2 separate regions of the Mus musculus genome follow, and region 2 is linked to region 1. A link is a loop called in an ENCODE intact Hi-C map of the cell type or tissue named here. Cell type or tissue: gastrocnemius. All regions are shown on one strand.

What was found. A loop is a pair of places that touch in the nucleus more often than their neighbours do. Peaks named below come from ENCODE experiments on the same cell type or tissue, not always from the same donor. Only the 100,000 strongest peaks of a DNase experiment are listed, where the experiment ranks them.
Region 2: it touches region 1 in a loop (2.3-fold over the local background); 10 of 42 quality-filtered maps call a loop at or near these places.

The regions. Positions count from the first base shown.
Region 1 is chr5:136,564,074-136,572,073 of GRCm38, forward strand. Cux1 (cut-like homeobox 1) reads right to left here and starts at 3,417. Exons shown (of 23, transcript NM_001291234.1): 1 at 3,105-3,417. The coding sequence starts at 3,167. In gastrocnemius, CTCF peaks have their summits at 2,348, 3,503 and 4,941 (motif pointing right); DNase peaks (open chromatin) are centred at 156, 1,514, 1,840, 2,401 and 4 more places; H3K4me3 peaks cover 4,522 bases; H3K27ac peaks cover 3,618 bases.
Region 2 is chr5:136,463,863-136,471,862 of GRCm38, forward strand. All of the region lies in intron 2 of Cux1 (cut-like homeobox 1), which reads right to left. Among named protein-coding and RNA genes, the nearest start is that of Gm16599, 75 kb to the left of the region's middle. In gastrocnemius, a CTCF peak has its summit at 3,921; DNase peaks (open chromatin) are centred at 58, 428, 2,301 and 3,946; H3K27ac peaks cover 5,122 bases.

The sequences.
Region 1 (8,000 bases):
CCCAAGAAGCAGGGGAATAAGGACATGGCCCTCCAGAGTGCAGAGTCCTATGGCTCCTTACCTAGACCTAAGCCACTCCTTCTGCTCAGCAAGACCTAAGCTCTCAGGGTCACTCACCCAAAATCTCCAGCTCACATCTGCGAGAACAGAGGAACCTTAACCAGATACCAACTCAAAATCCCCGGCCCCCTTTGCAGGTAAAGGAGCTGTCCAGACTCACACTGGGCCTTTGGCATTCCACAGTCAAGTAAAGCTTTCCAACTCCATCCGGGGAAGCAGTTGAAACCACTTTCAGCCAAATCATTACCTACCAAAAGGCAACAGACTCTGTAACAAGAACAGAGTTTAAACTAAATGTTTTCTTTGTTGTTACTTTAAGATCAAAATGAAGTTCATTCACATCAGCCATAAGGTAAACTTTCAATGAAGCCATGAAGCCATTTGCTTAAATATCCTCAAGATCCCCAAGAATGCTAATCCATTGGGGGGGGGGGACGACACTAATATACACCCAGTTCATAAACTCTAATAACTCCAAAATCATTTTTCTGGCCGCCTTTGGTAATGTGCAATAAAAGAACTTTATTGATATTAAACTAGGATGTCACATGGGGGTGGGGTGGGGGGGGGAATTAAGGTTTCTTAAAATTCCACAACGGGTTTTACAGTAAGCACAGGAATTAAATTATGGTAAAAGGGAGCTATTTTTACTAAAATAGGGTAGACCAATTAATCAAAAAATGCCATCCGGCGGTGTTCATTACATTCAGGAATCTAATTTACACAATAGACTATGGTGTAATCCATTTTAGTCAATAAATACTCAAAACTTCTTTAAGCTTTAATCTTATCAGAAATACATATTTCACATAGTCTTCCTAGTTAAGAGAGCAATGGGAGGAAATTTCATAACGAGCATGAGTCTGCCTTATCGTCCTCACGTAGGCAAGAGCAGAAAAAGCAAGCACAGTTAAGTTGTTTCACTCCACCTATAGATGTTTCAATCCAATCGCCTTCCTTTCCTGCAGGCCTACATGTGGAGTTCGTTTGTTTCAGACTCCTAAGGGTGCTGTGGGTTAATAAATATCACCAGTCCTCCGGCTTAGAAAAGTTCACTCAAGTTCATGTTCAAGCACACTTTAGAGTTGGGAGCAAAGGCGGTTCCCTAGAGATGTTATGGAAGATCACACACACACACACACACACACACACACAGAGGGCAAGGCTGCCTCTATGGACCACAAGACTGTCCCATCTCTCTGGTGTTCCCAGTGATCAAAGCTCTGAGGGCTCACTTGCCGCTCACCTTCAACTTGGCTCCGGCTACGCACAACATCCACCTGGCAGAATCCTGGGGCTGTCCAGGCGCCGCGAACGCGGAGCTAGCACTAGCAGGGAGGACCCCGAGGGCGAGCAGCTGGTTCCGATGAGGGGTGGCAGGCAGAATAGCATCCTCTGGGCACGCAGGCAGCTCCGCCGCGGATTGGGAAGCCCCGATACCATCCCCTCGAGGCGACGAGGAACCACAATCAGTCTCCTTACAGTCCAGCGGGGCCCCCGGGGCTTTGCTTTCGAGAACCGGGCTGGAGAAGGCAGCTCGGAGCGGACCTGACGCGCGCTCCATAACTCCTGGGGCCCCTTTGCAGAGAGGACAGAACACACCCCTCGCGAAAAAGAGTGAGGGGCTGGAGTGATGCAAGCTATCGGTCACCGAGGGGGGAGCCCTGGAAGTCCCTGAGACACGCAGCTAAGTCTGGCTGCACCGATCGGTGACCCCGGAGGAAAAGCGCTCCGAGACCGGGTCACGCAGCGGCCTGCGCTCGGTGGAAAGTTGCAGCCTTTCTCCCGCACCTTTTCCCTTCTCCCGGGCCGATCCCGCACTCTGCGCGACCCACCGGTGTCCCCCCGCAAGCCAAGTTTTTCCCTTCCAAAGCTTCCCCCACAACCCCTTCCCGGGGAAGTCCCCGGGCGCAAAAAAGGGGGACAGATCCAGCTCCGCAGTCACTTTCACGCAGAAGACACACAAAAGAGCGCGGGGCTTGCGGGTTGGCCCCGGGACGTAAACAAACGGGGTGGGGGAGGGACCCGCCACACCGGGTAGCCGGTGCCCTGGCCGGGGCGACACCGGTTGACAATCCCTTACGGGAGTAGTGGAAAGAGGAATGGTGGCAGCTGGGCCCAAGGGGAACGATCAAGGAGCAGCCAGGAGCTCCAAGCCACCCGCCGTCTTCACGACAAGGGGCCACCCGCCAGCCTGGCCGTCGCCGCCACCGCCGCCAGCCGCCGGTGGCCGATCTGACCCTCCCCCGGAGCCGGCGGCACCACAGCGCCACCAGCTCCAGCTCCGCCGCGCCGGCGGGGCAGTGGCGGCGGCGGCGGCGGCGGTCCGCGACTCTCTCCTCCAGGAGACAGAGGAAAGAGAGAGAGAGAGAGAGACAGGCGCTTCACCCCCCACCAGCAACTCCCCACAAACTTTCCCCGGGAATACGACGGGGCTGAGCCGGGGGGAAGGAAGGACGTGACTGGCGCGAGGGGGACTAGCGTCCCGCAGCTCCCCTTCTTTGCAGCCCTGCCACCCCTCCAGAGCCACCCCGTGGCGCGTCCCCCTCTTTAGCGCGCGCGAGTTCCCACTGAGCCCCCGTGGGGGGGGGGGACCGCCGCTCCCCCCTCCTCTCCACCAGGGTCCCGCGACAACGACAGCGCGCGGGGTAGGCGGCGGCGGCGGAGAGGACGATGAGGATGATGATGGCGATGATGGTGGGGAGGAAGACACCCTCCGGGGTTGAAGGGGGCAGACACCGGGGGGCAAAGATGTTGGTGGCGGCTGGCGGCTCCGGCGCCATCTTGGGCTGATCGATGAATTGAACAAAGAGGATCAATTTCTGATCAAGCCGAGTGATCAATGAGAGCCGGGGAGCCCGAGGGACTCGCCGCCGACTCGGCCCCGCTCTTCTCCCGGCACCCCCCTCCTGCTTTCCCCCGTCGCCTCAGCACCCCCGCCAGGGCCCTGGCAGCCCGGAGTGTCACCCTCCTTCCTGAGGGAGGCCGCGACCGCCCGCAGCCCTCACCCCCCGGGCGCGAGGCCGAGCGCCGAGAAGCCTGACCTGCAGCTGCTGTAAATCAAAGCGCTTCCAATATTGAAACATCGATCCCACATTGGCCGCCATCTTGAGACATATTGAGACGGAGTGAGAGGCTGATAGAGAGGGGGCTGGAGTTCAGGAGCCGCCAGGAGGCAGCAGGCGGGCGGGCGCCAAAACCCGGCCTGGAGCCGGCCGCCGCCTCAGCCACCGCGGACGCGGACTCCTTCCTCCTCACGGCGCCGCCGCCGCTGCCGCCGCCGCCGCCGCCACCGCCTCAGCCATGGAGTCCGAAGCCTGAGGGAAACGCGGCGGCGGCGGCGGCGGCAGCCTTGACGCGCGCGCGCCGCGCTCTCTCTCCACAGCCCGAGCGCGGGCATCCGGGGCCCTCGCGACCCCTCACCCTTTTTCCCGCGCGCCCCGCCACAAGCCCCCCTCCCAGGCCGCGCTGCGACCCTACGGCGGCCCGGCCTCGAGGGGGCGCTGCGGGGTCTCCTCCGGACCCCGCAGCTCACCTAAAGGGCGCCCTCCCTCCCCAACACCCCCGCCCCCGGGAAGGTCGCGGTCGCCGGTGGCCAGCGCTTTAGGATAAGGTGCCCCTCGCTCTGCGCGCCTGAGGACAGTGGGCTGCGCTGCGGCAGCGGGGCGCGGGCGCTGCGCTCTTTCGCACGGTGCGCGCGGTGGAGCGAGCGGAGCCCACCTGCACAGCCGGCGGTCGGGACCCCACCGGCCAGCCCGCGCGCCGGGGCTGCGGGTGACCTCACTCCGCTCCCCTATGCGCTCCAGCTGGGGGACCTCCAGACCACAGCGGTCGTGAACAGTGTTTCATATTCAAGGAAGTGCAATTGTGTCGTGGTAAAGGGGGCGGAGGGGGTTGACCACCAAGCCTTGGAGCCTGCGGCTGCTGCCGCCGCGACTCCCATTCACGTCCTACACATTCCGTTGCAATCCCCAACTTGCACCGGGACACATCAGCGAGTGGCGACGGCCTCCCCACCCTTCAGAGCCGCTCCAGCGTCCGCCAGGACTGGGGCAAGTCTTGGAGCACAACTCTGTCCCAACCATGCTTCTGCGACACAACCCCAGAAACTTCCTCTGGGGTTCACACAACTCCGCGCCTCCGTCTTTGCAGGCAGAAAGTTTGAGAGCGTGCAGTGCACTTGAAACTGAGCGCTCGTTCCTAAGTTTTGAAGAAGAAAAAAAAAAAAAAACAAAAACGCTCACATTTAAACCGGGAGTGGGGGGAAGGAAGTTCTCTTTACATTTCCTTCTAGACCCAAAGCACGCGTTTCAGGATCGTCATCTTTAATGGATTTATTCACACCAGAGAGTTTGCGTTTACAGTAGGAACACAGTGTTTTCACTTTGCTGCACTTCGGTGAACGTGTAATTAGTTAAGACAAATCCCTAAATTCCTTAATCTTGAAAATTATATGTAAATAACGTCTGTATGGAACACCAAACATGACAGTAGAAAATAATTGCTCTCTGAGCCAAGTTTGAGGGCTTAGCGTTATTCGGTTGCGGTGAGATCGATATTTTTGGAGAACGAGGTTGGAAATGAAAGTCCCCCCGAGATTTAAAGAATACAAGTGTTCCCGGGTCTTGCAACTGCACCCAAAAGCCTCTGTGTCCATGCAGCGGTCGGGACCGGGCTGCACTCCCAAGTCGCAGCCTTTGAGGGGCAGAAGCCACCCGAAGCAGGTGCGTGGGAGCGCGCGGGCGTCAGGAGGCGCAGAGCCAACCTCAAGTCTGGATGCCGTGACGCGGCGCCAGGCGGGACACTGCGGACCTCGGGTGACCGCGAGCTGCAAGGGAGTCAGGCGCCGGAGCCGGAACGCGCGGGCGCCCGTGCTGCAGCTCCATTCGCACCGCCCAGTAGAGGGCAGCGGCTCCCCGACACTCGGGTCCTCAGGGTACCCCCCCCCCCCACACACACACACACACACACACACACCACTGCCCCAATGCTCGTGCCCACCCCAGCTCCTCGTACTTGGCCACACCCTGACCGAGATCCAGGCGGGAAGCAATTCCTTTGCCACCTAAAGCTTCCTAGAGCTTACCCGTTTCTCCCTATCTTGCATTTTAAAGGCCATCTACGTTTGTGCGGTGGCCAGCAAGAACGGCAAAATTTGACCTAAAGGTGGCTAGACAAAATGGGCAGGAGCATTAAAACAAGCAAATTTCCTCTCGTGGGGAACGATCGGAGAAATGGTATGGATTTACCACAGATGTTCTCAATCTAATTATGCTGTCGATCCCCTGGGTTTGAACTTTAAAAACTGAAATATATATGACCTGTGTAATAGTGGGGAAAGACATCTGGTTGGAATTCAGAGTTCTGAATCCATGGCAATATTTTAGATATAAGTTTGACGGGTATTAAATACAATTGTTCCGTTTCTAGTTATGTTTATACTTTTGCATGTTAACCTGGCTGACATTGGGAGGCCCAGAGCTTAAGCTTTATTTAAATAAATTTTAGATTTCTCCTAACAGAGTTTGGGGGTTGTACAGACTTTATTGCCCTCGGCCAGGAAGAGGGGAGAAAAAAAATTAAGATAACTTCTCTAGTGGAATAAAATGTTCTCATTTCAAAAGATAATTCACTAATCAACAATTATCTTGAGTGAATGAAATAATAATGCAAAGACTTGTGACAAGATTTTAAAGAACGCATTTAAGATGTTTAGAACAAGTATAGTCATAAACGAACAACTTAGAGATGGTGGGGTGGCTCAGTGGGTAAAGTGCTTGCTGTACAAGTGTGCTTGAGTTCCATTCTCAAAATCCACGTGGAGGAAGGGAAAAGAGACTCCATAGAATTGTCCTCTGATGTCTACCCCCTAGCTGGGACGTGTGTCCCACTGCACACACCAGGCACACACACACATCGTCATCATAATTAATAAATAAAATTTAATAAAGAGCAAATTATAAGCATTTCAAAGACTAGTTTTTTCTTGCAAGTTCATGCTCACCCAAAGTACTGTAAAACCTGGACGACCACTGGTGTCTGAATGTTGTGGATTTACAAAGTTACGAACTGCTTAAAATATTTTTTAAATGGAAGGGTTTAAAGACTTCTATCTCCATCGACACCCACAAAGACAACACATGAGTGATCACATCCTTCTAGAATCCACTGTGAGAACGGATGGCTCTGACGCAGGAAAAAAAGCTTCACATATAATTGATATGACTTTGAATGAAGCATAAGAAAAACAATCCAGAGGCATTCAGTCATTCTGTTTAATGTCTAGCTTCTCCCTTTAGGGGAAGAGCGCTCACAGTTCCCAATGCATGACTAATTGCCATCCCAAGCTTCCCAAAATAAGTCCCCTGTCATCCAACGAGAGAGCTGATCAAAACGATAGCCATTCCTAGTACCTTTATTTTTCAGCTTAGCACCAGAGAGGGAAACTGTGTAGGTGATGCAGGAGCCCAGAAATCCTCAGTTTCTTCCCCGTGGATCTTGTATTATTACCCAAAACAGTGAAATAAAATAGGGTTAGCTGACATGGTGGTGCACACCTGCCACCCCAGCGGGAGGCAAAGGCAGGAGGAGACTTTCATGGTCATGTATAGGGAATTCAAGGACAGCCTTGTTCTATGAGACCCAGCCTCAAAGACCAACAACAATGGCAAGTAATAACAGTAAAGGATCTGCAAGAATCTATTGTGGTTGCAGTAACTCTAAGAAACATTGTAACATACCTCAAACATTCCTTATTCTGCTCCGGTTGAAGAGTCTCCCCTGGATGGCATCCATGCTTAGTTTATAAAACCCATTAAGGGGAAAGTTGGTGAGTCTCTGTAGGGTGATACTTGCAAAACTGAGCCTTCCTAAGTATATTCCCCAAAATGCAAGTGTGTGAGTCTTTAAAGACAGACTCAAATGGAGTCACTGTTCTTTTAAACTGCACCTGACACCTCAAAAGAATCAGCCGTCAGGAAATGCTTTCCAAGCTGGGCTTGGTGGTGCATTCCTGTTATCTACTCAGCCAGGAGAGACAGGGGCAGGAGGACTGTCACAAATCCAAGGACATCTTGGGCTACACCTTGAGGTCAGGACTAGCCAGAGTTACAAATCGAGACCTTATCTAAAAGAAAGATTTTCTTCTAAACTGAAAAATGTCTCATATTGAAGGGCATTATTTAAAACAAGACGAAAGCTCCCTCAAAGAATCTTAATCTCTCAGGGGGGAAACAATCTTTATGGACTGATTTCTTATTTGTTCCCCTATACATTTTCTCTCCAAGAAACATGGAGTAATAATATGGAATCTTTACCAGACTAAAATCATCATAGTAACCCCAAAATCTTCTAAACTATATGTGTCAAAGGAAAACCGTGAAGCTACTCATTCCAAAGCCTTAATTCTTTTCCTTATTATTCTAACACCCAAAGTAGAACTGGTTTTAAATAGTTTCTATCCAACTAGAAACACTGCAGAGTCTAGGAGATGGCTTAGTGGCTTAGGGCACTTGCCCTAAAAGCCCTGACAACCCGAGTTTGATCCCTAAGCCCCACAAGGTGACTGGAGCAATCTACCTCCAAAAACTGTGTTTAACCTTCACATGTGTGCCATGACACATATGCCCACATACATGTCATACACACATACATGCATACTTCACATGTGTGCCATGGCACATATGCCCACATACATGTCATACATACATACATACATACATACATACATACATACATGCACACTAATGATAAAGAAGTGAAATTTTTTCTTCTAACCATAAACAATGCACAACTTTAAAAACTACACCACGGGAGCAGAAAAGCCAACTCAATGGCTGAGACTACTTGCTGCTCTTACAGAGGACCTGAGTTCAGCTCCCAGCATCCATGTCAGGCAGGCAACTTACAACCAGCTGTTATGCCAGCTCCAGGGGTTCCGA
Region 2 (8,000 bases), 100 kb before region 1:
CCCACTCTGTGCTCTTCCAAACCCTGGCAGCTGCCCAGCTGGAATCCTGAACACCTGCCCCAAAGACTTTCTGGGGTACCTCAGTCTGCATCTTCTTTTCATCACCAAGCTCGTTCTTGGTCATGGGCATCTTCCTCATGTCCTGTGACGCCCCCTTCTAAGCCCACAACTGCATTGTTACTTACTTCCAAGCTTCATCCTCTTAGCCACAGCTACTGGGAAACATCAAGCTTCCTGTGGACTCTTGCACTATATCCATGTGAGGCATGTTCACAACCTTGAGCAAGGCTCAGCCTAGAACCAATCCATCGTCCCAGCCTGGGTTAAGAACTGTGTACTCTCTCCCTCTCCTACCCTCAGGATGCAGTAGCACTTTGGGCAAGTCAGGCTGCCTGCACATCCTACCAAGAATCCAACTTTTGCTCAGAACCTATCCCCAGTGTCTGGCACAGATCCAGGCAGAGAGGGATTCCCTCTTCAACACAGTTTCCCAAAGTCTTTGTAAATAAACATGAAGAAACTCCTAACTAAAACTGACAAAAATCCAAAGAACAGGAAGTCAGAGGCAACTGAAATACATCAGTAACTGTTTCCCTTCTCGGCAGTAAACCAGGAACTGAGTTCAGCAAACTGGGTTTGCTCTGTTCTTCTGGTCTTAGCTCTGAGGATCAGAAACAGCAGACTGTGACCAACCCTTCCTCCCCCAGGACCAGCTCCAGGAAGAGGATCATGATCACATACCTTGAGACCCTGAAACCTTTAAAGGAGAACAGTGGGCAAGAGGGCACACTGACTTCTCCAGTAGTAAACTAAATACCCCATATGCCCTCTGGGAAGCCTGCAGACTCCATACTGGGATGGTAAATCCTAAAGACAGATGGCCTAAAGAACAAAAGCAAGAGCTAGGGGTGCAGCTCATTGGTGGAGTGCCTGCCTTCAAGGCAAGGGCTCTACCCCTGAGCTATACTTCTAGCCCTTCGCTGGCAGATTTTAGGCAAGAAGTCTACCACTGTGCTTTCTTTCTTTAACTTTTATTTGTAATGGGCTCTCACTAAATTTCCCAGACAGGCCTTAAACTCTCAAGCCTGCTGCCCCAGTCTTCTGAGCAGTTAGATTTACATGCCGGTGTCATCTGTCTCAAAAAGGGAGGGGGGCTGGTGTACTGGTACACACCGGTAACCTTAGTAACCTCAGCACTTGCAAGGCAAAGGCAGGAGGGTCAGGAGGTCAAGGTTAGCCTTAGCTACATGGAGAGCTCAAGGTTATTCGGGGCTATATGAAATCTTGTCTTAAGAGAGTAGATTACATTCAGAACTTAGAAAATGACCAATGCCATTTTTATAACCAAAACCTCATAGGAAAGGACACAATATAGACTTACTCCTGGCAAAATTATTCCTCTTGCTCTGGGTGGTGCTGAGCATAAGTCCTTATTGTATGCCCTGCTTGTGACACTTGTCACTGAAAAGTACTCACTCACCAGAGAACATGAAGGCTAGCCCAGTGAGTGCCCATAGAAGTGCTGGGCAGACAAATGAGCACAGAGAAACAACTACTGCTGGCTTAGCTGGACATGAATAGCTCACCTTCTTTCCTTGGTGTGAGCCTTATCAAGATAAGGAGGAGAGTGCCTCCATCAGGCACCTCCATGCAGAATATGATGCCGCACTGACCACGGATGTGGCCTCATTAGTCATCGTGGCCAGTTGTGGGAGGAACAGACTCCCAGCTGAGCTGAATGAGGAATGGAAAAGCTAAAGTGATCTACCAGCAGCCAGTAAAGCAAGGCTGTGCTCTTGCTGAGCTGCTTCCTCTATGCCGGGAACGAGAGAATGGAAGAGAGGATGCAACTGGGAGCAGTGGTGGGCAGAACATCAGCTGCTTTTGACTTGAGGAGAAGGTAGTACTGTCCCATGATGGCTCCATTCTACAAGAGGCTTTGGCTGGCCAAGAAGAAAGGAAAACAAGGAGGGGAAACCCTCAAACAAGTGCACTGGAGGGAGACGTACTGCTTACTTTCTGCCTAACGTCAGTAGGCTGGCAGGGGACAGGGGCGACAGAATGTCTCCTTTCTGCAGCCAGTTAGTTGGGGTGGGAGTGGGGTGGAGATACTGTTGAAGTGAACTTCGTCTGAAATAACACGGAGGACGAGGTGTCAGCAAAACACACACCTGCAGAAACTGGGCCTCTGAGAATGAGAAGTCAAAGAAAAAAAAAAAAAAAAAAAACCCTTTTGTTCCGTTTCACTTGTTCTGTGAAAGCAAATCTATGCCCTAGTGTCTCCGCTCTGCAGACAGCCGGTCTCCCCACTGGGAATGTTACTGTGCTGGCCCTGACACTCCACCCTGCGTGCTTTGGGAGTAGTCTTTTTCTCCCTGAGTCATACTTTTCTGGACATCTTCCAGCCCTCAAGCTAAACCTGTAATACCCTAAAAAGGTAGATGAGCAGTGCTTCTAGGATTTAAGTCTTTCTCCACCTACTGGAACAGAAGTTGTGGATGTTTCTACCTTAACGAATGCAAAAACAGACCCAGGAGACAATGTACTGGCATGTTTGATAATTTTCAGTAAAACAGTATGTGCGTTGGAGGTGGGGGTGGGTGCAGGACAGAACCCTTTCCCTTGTCTGTAGTTTAACAAGCCGTTCCTAGTGCTCTCTGCTCTTTTAAGGTTTACAGGCACTTCTGGAACTTAACCATGCAAATACTCCTCAGAACCCATAGATACACTCACAAACTTCAAAGGGGTAAATTAAAGTATAGAATTTGGGCTAGCAAGCCGGCTCAACCTATAAAGGGGCTTGCCATCAAGTCTGACAATCTGGGTTGGTCCTCAGGACTCACATGGGAACACAGGAGAAGGAAAGAACCAGCTTGCCCCAAGTTGTTATCTGACATCCACAAGGGCACTGCAGTGAGCATGCACCTACATACACACACACACACAGACACAGACACACACACACTACACACACAGACACACACAGAGACACTCACACACACACACACACACACACTAAATGAATGTAAAAAATGTTTTTAAAAAAATAAAATAAATAACAATGCAAAATTTTCTAAAGACTGTATCTGGGGGGTAGGGGTGGGGCAGGGATGGAGCCTTAGTAGGTAAAGATCCTGCTAAAACTTCAGTTTGATACTCAGCACCCACATACAAACCTAGCTGTGGTGGTCACCCCGACAGAGACAGGCAGGCCCCTGGGCTTGGTGGGCTGGCTAGCTGAGACAGGGAGCTCCAGGTGAAGTGGGAAACCTTGTTCCAAAAACCACCTGTCGGCAACCTCCAACGCACTGTATAGAAACACATATATAAGACAAATCCAAACAGAAAGAGAGAGAGAGAAACAGACAGATAGACAGAGAGACAAAGAAAAACCACCTGTCGGCAACCTCCAACGCACTGTATAGAAACACATATATAAGACAAATCCAAACAGAAAGAGAGAGAGAGAAACAGACAGATAGACAGAGAGACAAAGAAAAACCACCTGTCGGCAACCTCCAACGCACTGTATAGAAACACATATATAAGACAAATCCAAACAGAAAGAGAGAGAGAGAAACAGACAGATAGACAGAGAGACAAAGACGAGACTGAGACTGTAAGAAAAGCCCTCTACTCTCCAGAGAACCCACACACCTCTGAGCACGGCCCACACAGGAGGTGTCCCAGGGCAGAAAGAGAAAGGAAGCCCAACCCACACAAGTCTGGGGCAAAGCATGGCACTACATAGTCCCTAGTTCTTCCTTCAGGTATAAACCTCTACAATAGGAGTGGGAGGAGAGAGGCTCCATGGCCATTTGGATCTCCCTCTCATGAGCCAGAGAGAGGGCCAGTCCTAGAGCCTGTCAGGGGCTGAGGCTCCACTGGGCCCCAGGCTGATAGGAACAAGCTGCCCCTGCTGGCTGCTTCCATGGAAACGAGGTCAAGCTGGCAATAACAAGACCCAGCTTTAAAAGAGCCACCTGCCTCTAGGAAGCCCGGCACACTGCCCTTTCCCTTCTGACTTTTCAAATCTGCAGTGTGAAAACAAACAGGGGGAGTTGTTGACCACGGAGATACTGGACTCTTCCACATGAGTCCTGGCTCACTAACACGACTGAATGGCTGTGTGGCTCTGAGCAAGAATTATCCCATTCTGAATACAAGTCTGCTCTTGAAGAACAGGACAAGTATCTTATTCATACTAAGACAGCTATGACAGCTTTATCTATTCAAGAGCACTCTTGACCAGGGAGGAGGTGGATCAATCCAGAAATATAAGGTTAATGGCACGCAGCAAGCACAAGTGCTCGTGGAGCATTAATGTGCTGAATCACGGACTTGGGAGGATCTGAGGTGTCCCAACCTTCCTAGAGCTCAGAAGCTCAAGAGAAAACACACACAGGTGCCTGGGTGAGTAGAGGAATTCAGTCAGGACATAAGTAAATACAAGAGGAGATCTAAAAGCCCAAGGACACAGCAAGCAGAGGGCCTGGTCTCACAGCAGCTGTGGTCCTCTTCTGCCATGTCCCCACAGGAGCGGGGAGCCTGTCTCTGGGTACATTTCTCTGGACAATCATTGGCAAACCATTTTCTTTCTCCTCATTGCACAAGAAGAGAAACAAGCCAGTTTTCCCCTCAGGAAACTCTCAACCTTCATGAAAACAGTTCACACTCAAAAGTGAGTATACTTGAGCCAGGTAACCAGAGAGGCCAGGCCCACCACTAGTCTATCAGGTCACTAAGCAGGGGTGAGGACATATAGCTTTAATCCTGCTGGGGTACGGTAGATGCAGGTTGGGGATTCTGAGATAAGCACAATTTGACTCATCACTCCCTGGCAAGCAACATGGCTCAGTGGGTACCGGCAGTTGCCACCATCCCTTGAAGACCTAAGTTTGATACTCAGAATCTACATGGTAGAAGGCCTGCACTGGCTCTAAAAACTAATACCCTGACCCCCAAACCTGAGCTACAACACATGTGTGCCCCCCCTCCAAATATCCCTAAACACATGTTTTTAAATGTAAAATGTCACTCCCCATGGCTGGGCATACACACACACACACACACACACACACAGGCCTATAACAGAAGCACTCAGGAAGCTGAGGCAGGACGATAGTAAGTTCCAGTATAGCCTTGCTTACACAGTAGAACTTCACAAAGTGCTCTACTGCTGAACCAAGCCCTCGCCCCCTCACTGCCAAATTCTAGGCAAATGCTGTATCATTAAGCTATATTCCCCAGCCCCTATGGCTCATCACTAACACAACAGACCACCCTGCCCACTGCCCTGTGGGTAGCAGCAACAGCCAGCCAGGATACTGACTAGAGGATGCAGAGCTGCCTTCATCTCAAGTCTAGCTTGTCCTTCACTGTCACTTAGATGTCCTCACCACTGTCCTTGCTAGCCTGTCCCCTCACACACCAGCTTCTTCCTTCCCCCAGAGCCATGTGGCATGCTTGCTCCTCTCCTTGTAAAGAACACACAGCAGATCCTGCTATATTTTGGCCATAGCTGACTTGAAGAAAACCACCAGTTTGCTTTGGAAAAGAACTAGTAGGGAAAGCTGGAAGGAGTCTCTGGGTCAATAAACACCTCTGCTTCCCTTCTCCAGCCTCTGGCACAGCACTTTCCCCTGCTGGAAGCTCTTTCAGAGACATGGCTAGAGAGTCTCTACAACAGGGAACCAGTGGCCCGGGGACAGGGAATGATGGGGAAATGAGCAGACAGTGCATTAGCAGTTGGAAGAAAACATCACACAGGGCCATAAATGTGTCTGCCATCCACAGCAACAGACACAGTGCTGCTTCAGGTCCTGGGCAGAAGTGGCACAGAGCTGAAACAAACTTGAGAAGCCCTGTATCTTGCCAGTGAATAAATCATAAATATCACCCCCTGAAACTTCTAAAAAAGACACATTTTGAATACAAATGAATGTTTCTCAGGCATTGCAGCCAGAATAAACACCTCTGTTGATCAAATAACAAGGAAAACCAAGTACTATAAGGAGAAAATCAGCACCAGGAAGCTGAGGCAGGAACATAGCAAGTCCAAAGCTACATGGAAGACCTTGTCTCAGAAAACCAAAACTGGGCAGGGAAAGAGTTTAGTGGGTACAGAGAGTGACATGAAAGCATGAGGATCTGAGCACAGAGCAGGGTGTGGCAGCACACATCTGTAATCCTAGCATCCCTACAGCAAGACAAGGAGAAACTCCAGGAATGCTGGACCCAGTCTGTTGTATGCAGGGCTAAATAACAAAAACCCCATCTAACACTGGAGGTTTTCATCTAAACTCTACTTGAACATGAATGTTCAGACACGTATACATTCATGTGTATACATGTACACACACACAGAAATTCAATGAAGTGTAATTCTGGCATTAGAGTGGCAGGAAGATCAAGAGTGTAAGGATAGACTGGGCTACAGAGCAAGGGTAAGGCCAGTCTGAGCTACATGCTAAGACCCCGTATACTAAAAAAAAAAAATAGAAAGTTAGCACATTCAAGGTTTTAATGCAACCCCCAGAATTGCAAAACAGGCTAAAACAATCCACAAAGAAAAAAAATCAAATAAGCTATTTTTAAAATAAACAAAATGATGTCAGATACTTTTAATCCCTACCTTTGGTGGTAGAAGGGCAAACTTCCCAATCTATCTACCAAGCTAACATATCGGCCATAGGGACCAGTTATACTCTGAACGTGCCCGACACAGGCCCATTGTTGGTTTGTGTTCTTGTTTTGTTTCCTTGAGATGGGGTTTTACCTAGGCTGACCTAGAGTGCCCCATCCTCCTGCCTCAGCCTCCCAAGTGCATCGATGGCAAGTGTGCAATGCTGAGCCAAGCTAGGACAATCTCAGGAACAATTGAGTGCATTTGTGCTTCAGAGTGAGGAGGCCATGCTTATAGGAAGGCTTCTCAGGGTGAGCTCAAGGGCTGAGGCAGGCTGGAGATGAAAACATCATTAACCAGTCAAGGTGTGGGGGACAGGAGGGGGGAACCCAAACAAAGCAAACTTCCTCACAAACCATACATGGCTTTTTAACAACCCATAAGTTACTTTTAAAACTTTTACACAAGAAAAGCAAGGACTTATTATTATTTTTGATTACTATTATGATGATTCAAAGCAGCAAAACTCTATCAAGTTTTTCTAAGTCATGATTAGAAGACATAATGTTTGGGGTTTGTTTTTGTCTTCTAGTGCTGGAGATGGGACCTAAGGCAAGGCAGGGGCTCTAGTGTTAAGCTGCCCTTCAGCCCTTCCCTGGGGATTCTAAGTAGGTGCTCCACCAGTAAACCACACCCCTAACTCCTCACTTGGGGGCGGGGAAATGCTCTGCTGAGCAATGTCCTCAGCAGAGGGAGGGAGGGAGGGGAAGGAGGGAAAGTAGGGAGAGAGAAGGATGGAAGGAAGGAGAAAAAGGAAAAACAGGAAGGAAGAGGAAGCAAAGAAGAAAGGAGAGGAGGAAGAAAGAAGGGAAAGAGGAAAAAGGAAAGAAAGAAGGAAGACAGGGAGAGGGAAAAGGGGGAGGATGAAATGTTCTGAGTCAATCTAAGGCAAATGCTCTGCTGAGCAATGTCCTCAGCCGATAATGGTTATTTTCCAATGCTTGGTTAAAAATTACAAAGTCTCAGCTGGAGTTGGATGGCACATACCTCCAATCCCAGCACTCAGAAGGCAGAGGCAAAAGGACCAAGAATTCAAGGTCATTTCTGGATGCCTTAGGAATTTGAATTCAGATGAAAGGAGGGAGGGAGGGGAAGGAGGGAAAGTAGGGAGAGAGAAGGATGGAAGGAAGGAGAAAAAGGAAAAACAGGAAGGAAGAGGAAGCAAAGAAGAAAGGAGAGGAGGAAGAAAGAAGGGAAAGAGGAAAAAGGAAAGAAAGAAGGAAGACAGGGAGAGGGAAAAGGGGGGAGGATGAAATGTTCTGAGTCAATCATAATTACATGAACAACTCTTGAGCATTCTATTCCTGTTTAAAAC